2 separate regions of the Homo sapiens genome follow, and region 2 is linked to region 1. A link is a contact called in ENCODE Hi-C data. All regions are on one chromosome and are shown on one strand. The core of a region is the stretch at or near the end of the contact, and the rest is flanking DNA. Distances in the headings are between cores, read along the strand shown.

The links. Hi-C counts contacts between places; a loop is a spot of excess contacts on that map. Pooled maps may share reads with other maps.
Region 2: a pooled map shows a loop between it and region 1 (12-fold over the local background). The contact joins the promoter of CNOT3 here to the promoter of PPP6R1 in region 1. A Hi-C loop is called at or near these places in 2 of 37 single-sample maps with no recorded cell type and 13 of 50 pooled maps.

The regions. Positions count from the first base shown.
Region 1 is chr19:55,257,438-55,260,609 of GRCh38, forward strand. PPP6R1 (protein phosphatase 6 regulatory subunit 1) reads right to left here and starts at 1,580. Exons shown (of 24, transcript NM_014931.4): 1 at 998-1,580. RefSeq lists enhancers at 828-1,802, 1,808-2,007, 2,038-2,087, 2,168-2,217 and silencers at 1,038-1,097, 1,268-1,367, 1,498-1,777, 1,684-1,978.
Region 2 is chr19:54,136,190-54,139,361 of GRCh38, forward strand. CNOT3 (CCR4-NOT transcription complex subunit 3) reads left to right here and starts at 1,573. Exons shown (of 18, transcript NM_014516.4): 1 at 1,573-1,804.

The sequences.
Region 1 (3,172 bases), core at 330-2,829:
ACCCCAACCAGAGGTCCCATTCGAGGCCTGGATAAGCACGCCGGGCGGAACTACTCTGCCCCTCACCCTCCCAATACATCTGCACTCAGGACTCCGACCTTCCTTCCTTGACATATCTGCACGTGCTGCTCCTTCCCCCCCCGGAAGGCCCTTCTTCCCACTCTCCATCTGTCACCTCCTACTCATCCTTCCTAGACAGAAAAAGCCGTCCGTCCAGTCAGTCTCACCAGTGCCTCCCGCTCTGTGGCCCCCTGCAGCTCCCTAAGTCACCTCGATCACGACACGCAGGAATTGTGACTGTCCGGCTCTGCCTTTGTACCCCCTCCAGGGACCGGCCCCACCTCCAGGGCAGGGCCTAGGGCTGATGCCCCCTCCTCGGTGCCCAGCGCCAGGCTCCCTGCCTGCCCTCAGCAGGCTTCATCTCACTGAAGCAGGCCCGAGTGGTGGCTGCTCCAGAGAAGCCCCGCTCCCAGGTCCCTCGCACAAGAAGCCGGAGGCGGGAGAGGGTCGGTCAAGGTGAAAACAAGCCCCGCTCCTCCAGTCCTGAGCTCCGGGGATCTAAGGAGGCTGCGCCACGGAAGAGGTGGCGGGGCAGAGATCGGGGCGAGAGGGAAGGGTGTAAGCAGGCAAAGTCCAGGGTAACCAGGGAGAAAGACTCCTGGGGGGCCGGGGAACCGGCCAGAGAGGCAAGAGAGCGGAGCTGAGGCTCAGGGACTGGGGAGCGCAGCTGCAGAGAGCGAGTGGGAAAAGGCCGAGAGCAAGAGACTGAGACTAGGGTGGCGGCGGAGCTGAGGTGAAGAGATTAAGAGACTGGGGAGGGTCGAGGGGGAAGAAACGGGGTGCCGTGGAGAGGAAACCCGAAGGAAGGAGGGAAAGGATCCGAAGCAGAAAAGACCCGCGGGGGTCCCGAGAGGGAAAAGCCTGAGGGGACGCGGAGAGGGGAAGACGTGGGCGCCTGGCCCTGGAGAGAGAGGGTCGGGCGACGCGGGCCGCTCACCTGCGAGGGGGGGCGGCGGCTCCTCGCACTCGGGGCTCATCGGGGCGCCCCCCCCCGCCCCGCCGCCGGCGGCTCCGGCCCCTGCTGCGGGGCCCGGTGAGTGGGGGCGGGGGCGGCGTCGGGGACTCGCGCAGGCGCCGGGGCTCGCGGGGTCCGCGCAGGCGCCCGCGGGTCGTGGGGTCCTCGCGCGCCGGGTCCTGCAGAGTTGAGGGGGTCAGCGCCGGGTGGAGTTGCCGACGGGCGGGGGGCGTCACTAGTCCGCGTAGGCACCTCCGGGGTCCGCAGGCGAGGTGGGCGTGCGGGCCGAGGCGGGTTGGCGAGCCGGGTCGCGAGGCCCACGCAGGCGCCTCAGCCGGGAAGACGGGGGAAGTTGCCCCGGTTTCCACAGTCCAACCGAGCGCCCCACGGGAGGGGAAGGCGACCTCCTCCGCGGTCCAAACGGGCCGCAGAGCCGAGCAGCGACCGACGGAAGCCGAGGCCTACTTCCTTAACCACCCCTTCCCCAAAGCCGCTCAATCTCCGGGCTCTGCGGCCGGCCTCAGGGCCTCCGACGCCCGGCTCCCTCCGCCACTATCCCACAATCCCCCTAGCGCAGGACGACGCAGGAGGCCCCGCCCTCCCGCGGCTGTGTTGGTGCGCAGGTGCGGGGGGCGGGGTGCACGCCTGGGCGGTGCAGTGCGCGTGCGCCCGGGCGCTCCCGACACCGCCCACTCTTGAACCCCGCCGCCGCAGACGCGCTTGCGCCCGTTGGTGCCAACGGTCTGCCCCGGAATAAACCCAGACAGCTCAGTGAGCCGCAGCTGCGCACCGGCTCCGTTCCAAGGCCCCGTGAATATTCCGCTCCAGGATTTCCCTTCCCACTCGCTCCGTTTGGAAATCCGTTCGCTGTTCTGTCTCCTCTAATCATAGTGGAGCTTTGGCTCCAGGGTCGGGCTCTTGCGAAATCCAGACCTGGTTTTCGCTCCAGCCAAAGCCAGGCGCCTTCGTTCCGTCCGGCTCTCGCGCTTAGCCGCCTCCGAGCCTCAGAGGCCCTCAGTCGTTTCCGTCTGCTGGCGATAGTCCCGGCCGGGTCGCTGGTGTTGCCAGTTCCGCCCAAAGCAGCTTCTAATAGCATCAACTGAAAGAGACCTCCTAGACCTTGTGTCTAGATTGATGAAGGTCCCTCTGGCTTTGAGCCTCGGTTTCCCCAACTTTAATAGCTCCCCTCTCTACCCATGTTAGAGGCCTACTGTAAAAATCGTGTGGGCGCGAGGAACTTTTTTGTTTTTGTTTTTGTTTTAAGACTCCGAATTGGCCGGGCGCGGTGGCTTACGCTTGTAATCACAACACTTTAGGAGGCCCGAGGCCGGAGGATGGCATGAGACCAGGAGTTGGAGACCAGCCTGGGCAACCTAGGGAGACCCCCGTCTCTACAAAAGAAAATTTAAAAAATTAGTTGGGCCTGGTGGCCCGCGCCTGTGGTCTCAGCTATTCGGGAGGCTAAGGCAGGAGAATCGCTTGAGCCGAGGCTGCAGTGAGCCGGATTGCACCACTGCACTCCATCCTAGGAGACAGAGCGAGAACCTGTCTCAAAAACAAAGGGCCCAGCGTGGTGGCTCACGCCTGCCTGTACTTGAGCTCAGGAGTTCAAGACCCCACGCCTATAATCCCAGCACTTTGGGAGGCCGAGGTGGGCGGATTGCCTGAGCTCAGGAGTTTGAGACCAGCCTGGGCAACACAGTGAAACCACGTGTCTACTAAAATACAAAAAATAGCCGGACGTGGCGGTGTGCGCCTGTAATCCCAGCTACTCAGGAGGCTGAGGCAGGAGAATTACTTGAACCCGGGAGGTGGATGTTGCAGTGAGCCCAGATCAGGCCACTGCACTCCAGCCTGGGTGACAGAGCGAGACTCCGTCTCGAGAAAAAAAAAAAAAAAAAAAAAGAGCAAATTCACCCCTCCTTTGCCCTCTTTGTTCTATTGAGACCCTCAATGGATTGGATAATGCCAGCTCACACTGGGGAGGGAAGATCTTTATTCAGTCTACCGATTCAAATGCTAGTCTCTTCCAGAAATACCCTCATAGACACACCCATAATGTTTTACCAGCTATCTGGACATCCCTTAGCCCAGTCAACACCTGAAATGAACCATCACAGAGAGGCATTTCCTTTTCTCTTTTTTCTATAGAGATGT
Region 2 (3,172 bases), core at 323-2,822, 1.1 Mb before region 1:
CTGTGTGTGGGCCTACGAATATGCATTTTCGCAAGCATTCCTCCTCCCCCTTGCCTCAGACCATTCTGATGCGGGTGGTGCTGAACGGCTCCATCCTCCTTCACGTTCACCTCTCCCTGGGATTTATCTTACTTTCCACCACCTAGACAGGAAGGGGCGAATCTGGCTTCCCATCTCGGTTGTGTGACCCTGGGCAAATGCCTCCCAGTTCGTGGAAGTCTCAGTGTCTAGTTAAGTTTTCAATCACAAGTCATTCCTCACATTCATTCATCTATTCCTTTGACAAATGGTTACTGACTACTTCCTGCGTGCTAAGTGCTGGAGATGCAAAATCCAGACAGGGAAACCGAATAATTACGAAAATGACGGTAGACGTACAAAAATAAATCCTAACGAACAAGGCGCGCAGGAGCGCTCCGCCCGGGAGGGAGGTCAGGGAAGTTTTCTCTCCAAGAAGACAACAGAGCTGAGACCTGAAACGAGCAGGCATTAGGGAGCCACCCGTCTCCTCTGTACCTTCTGCAGCGTCCTCAACACACTAAGGAAGCGGAGACGCAGAGGAGAATGACTGTCCCACCATCTGGTCGCCTAACCAGGCAGGGGCAGGACAAAAACTCCATGCCTCACGCTTCCCAACCAATTCTGCTATGCACGGTGCCAGAGACTTAAAGCAGTGTCTCTGGTCCCTTTCTTCTTTCACTCAGCAAATAATGAATTTCAGAGATGTGCCAACATAGAGGCACTTGGAGAAAGACGAGGCAGCTGAGAGGGAAGCTGCTTACCTGGCCGGGACGCAACGGTTGCGACCAAGTCCCACTTCTGCCAGCTACATACACCCTCTTTCACACGCTCTACGAGCAGCTACCGCCCACTCGCCACGCTATTGGTCCAACTAGCATGAATGATAACTTTTAGGGCCAACGAAGAAAAAGGGGTGGACTTTCTTGCCCAGCTCCTCCCACTTGGCCCTGTGGCTGTTTTGATTGGCAGATGACTTCGGCTCGGCCCCCGCTTTAAAGGCACCTGTCTGTCTCCCATTAGGTACGCGGCCCCTAACGCCCACACTCCATGCCTTCCTCCGCTTTCCCCACCCACTTCCAGGACCAACCAATGACTTCAAGGCAGAATATGCCCCCGCAACCAATTAAAAAGAGCTCTAAACTTGACGGACGACTTCCCGCCCCTGGACTGTCGTAGCTCCTCCCCCAGACCAATTGTTTTAAGAGAGGGGGGCGGATACATCCAATCAGCACGACACAGGTCTCTTGATTGACGTTCGGGTCCTCGCGCTGGCGTGTTGTGCCCTGAGGCGGGAGGAGGAGGAGGAGCGGGGAGGAAAACCTGAGCCAATCCTAGCAGCCTGCGCGGGAGGCCAATCGAACGCCGCGCCTTGGAGCGATCACCCAATCCGCGAAAGGGGGCAGGGCGCATCCCTGCCAGGAACCAATAGAAAGCCTCCAAGGGTCAGGAGCGACGTTCAGCGGGAGCAATGACTGGCCTATATTCGGGACTCGGGGGCGGGTCGGCGCCAGAGACGAGAAGAGAGGAGGGGAGGCCTCCTCCGCCGCCGCCATCTTGGACCGGGCCCGGTCAGCTTCCGCGGAGCCATCGGCAGACGCCGCGGCCTCCCTTGAGCCCCGACCCCCGTCGTCAGAACAACCCCGGGCCCACTCCCCCAACCCCACTTCCGCTTCGCGCCGCTATCGCGATAGCGCCCGGGCCCGGGGCGCGAGAAAAAGGCGGCGGGCGCTCGCCTCCCCCGCCTGTCGCGATACGCTCCTCAGCGGCGGCGCCAGCTCCTGTGGTGAGAGCGTCAGGCTCGACTGGGCCGGACCCCTTCCCTTCCTCCCCCCGGCGCCATCGGCCGCCCTCCCCGCCGCCTCCCGCCCTGGCGACACCGCCGTCTGTCGCGACATGGCCTCCCCTCGCCTGCCCCCTGCCGCCGCCTCTGCAGCGCGGGGCTCCCGGCGGGGGGCGGCTCCCTCCCTCTCGCCCTCCCGTTCCTGCGCCTCTTTCACGTTCCTCAGCGCCTCCCGGGGGTCCTTCCGCGACCCGGACCCCGGGCCCCGCCCGCCGCCGCCTCCCCGCGTGGCATCGCGTCGGGCCCCCCGGTAGGGGTGTGAGGGTGCGAAGCCTCCCGGGCGCGAGGTGCCCGCCCCTCTCCGCGTCGGTATTGGCTCCTGGCTGGAAGGATGGAGGCGCCCCTGGTCCCAGGTGCCCGCCCTCTCGGGGCTCAGGTGCCTGCCCCCCTCGGCCTCGGTCCTTCGCGTTGTGGGGCAGCCTCCGCGCCGGGGCTTCTCCCTCGACGGTGGCGGGGAGGGGGGGTGGTGGTCGGGACGAGGACCCCAGCTGGGTGGGGGAGTCACCCTTCCCAGGACCGAGGCCGCCCTCCGCATCCCTCCTCACTGCTCCCGGGAGCGCAGCCTCCCCTGGATCTCAGGTTCCAGCTGCCCGTCTGTATCGGATGGGAGCCTCTTGGGAGAGGAGTGGAGGAGAAACTCCCCGTTAGTTGGAGCCTTTGCCGAAGTTTCCACCTCTGTAGTCTGCAGCTCTTCCCTCTCATAGCGAGTAGCGCCCTGGGTGGCTCCAGCCTCGCCATCCCGCTGCACTGGGCGCCTGCCTTTTTGGGGGAGTTTGGCTTTCCCCCACCTGGGGTACAGGACCGTCCTCAGTGTGGCCCACGTCTGGTCTCAGCTCTCACACTTCTTTGATCCTGGCGTCTGCCCCTGGCTTTGCAGCCTTGAACTCCCCTGCATCGTGACTCTCCGACCTTCTGGGTGTGGGCGTCTCCCAGTGATATCAGGACCACTGTGGTCTTGTTGCTGGGGGCTGCTGGGATCCCCTGGCGCTCAGGTGCCTGGTGAAAGACACTAAGCCGCCACGCTGTCCATGTTAGTGAGCTCCCACTGCGGGCAGCACCAGCCCCTCTTTCTGAGCAGTCCCTGCCTCTCAGTGCAGGGCGGCCACCCACCCCGGGGTGAGCTCTCCTGTCCTTTTGGTGAGGGGTTTTGATGTCTCCCCTCCCTCCCTTCACCCCTGCCTGAGTATGAGGCTTCTTCCATCTTCACACCAGTCTCCTCCTTTAGGGTGTCAGCTCTCCAAGGACCAAGAAGCCCACTGCCCTTGATATTTGCATCAGATCCCACACTGTGGGTTTGTTGACTTCCCATCT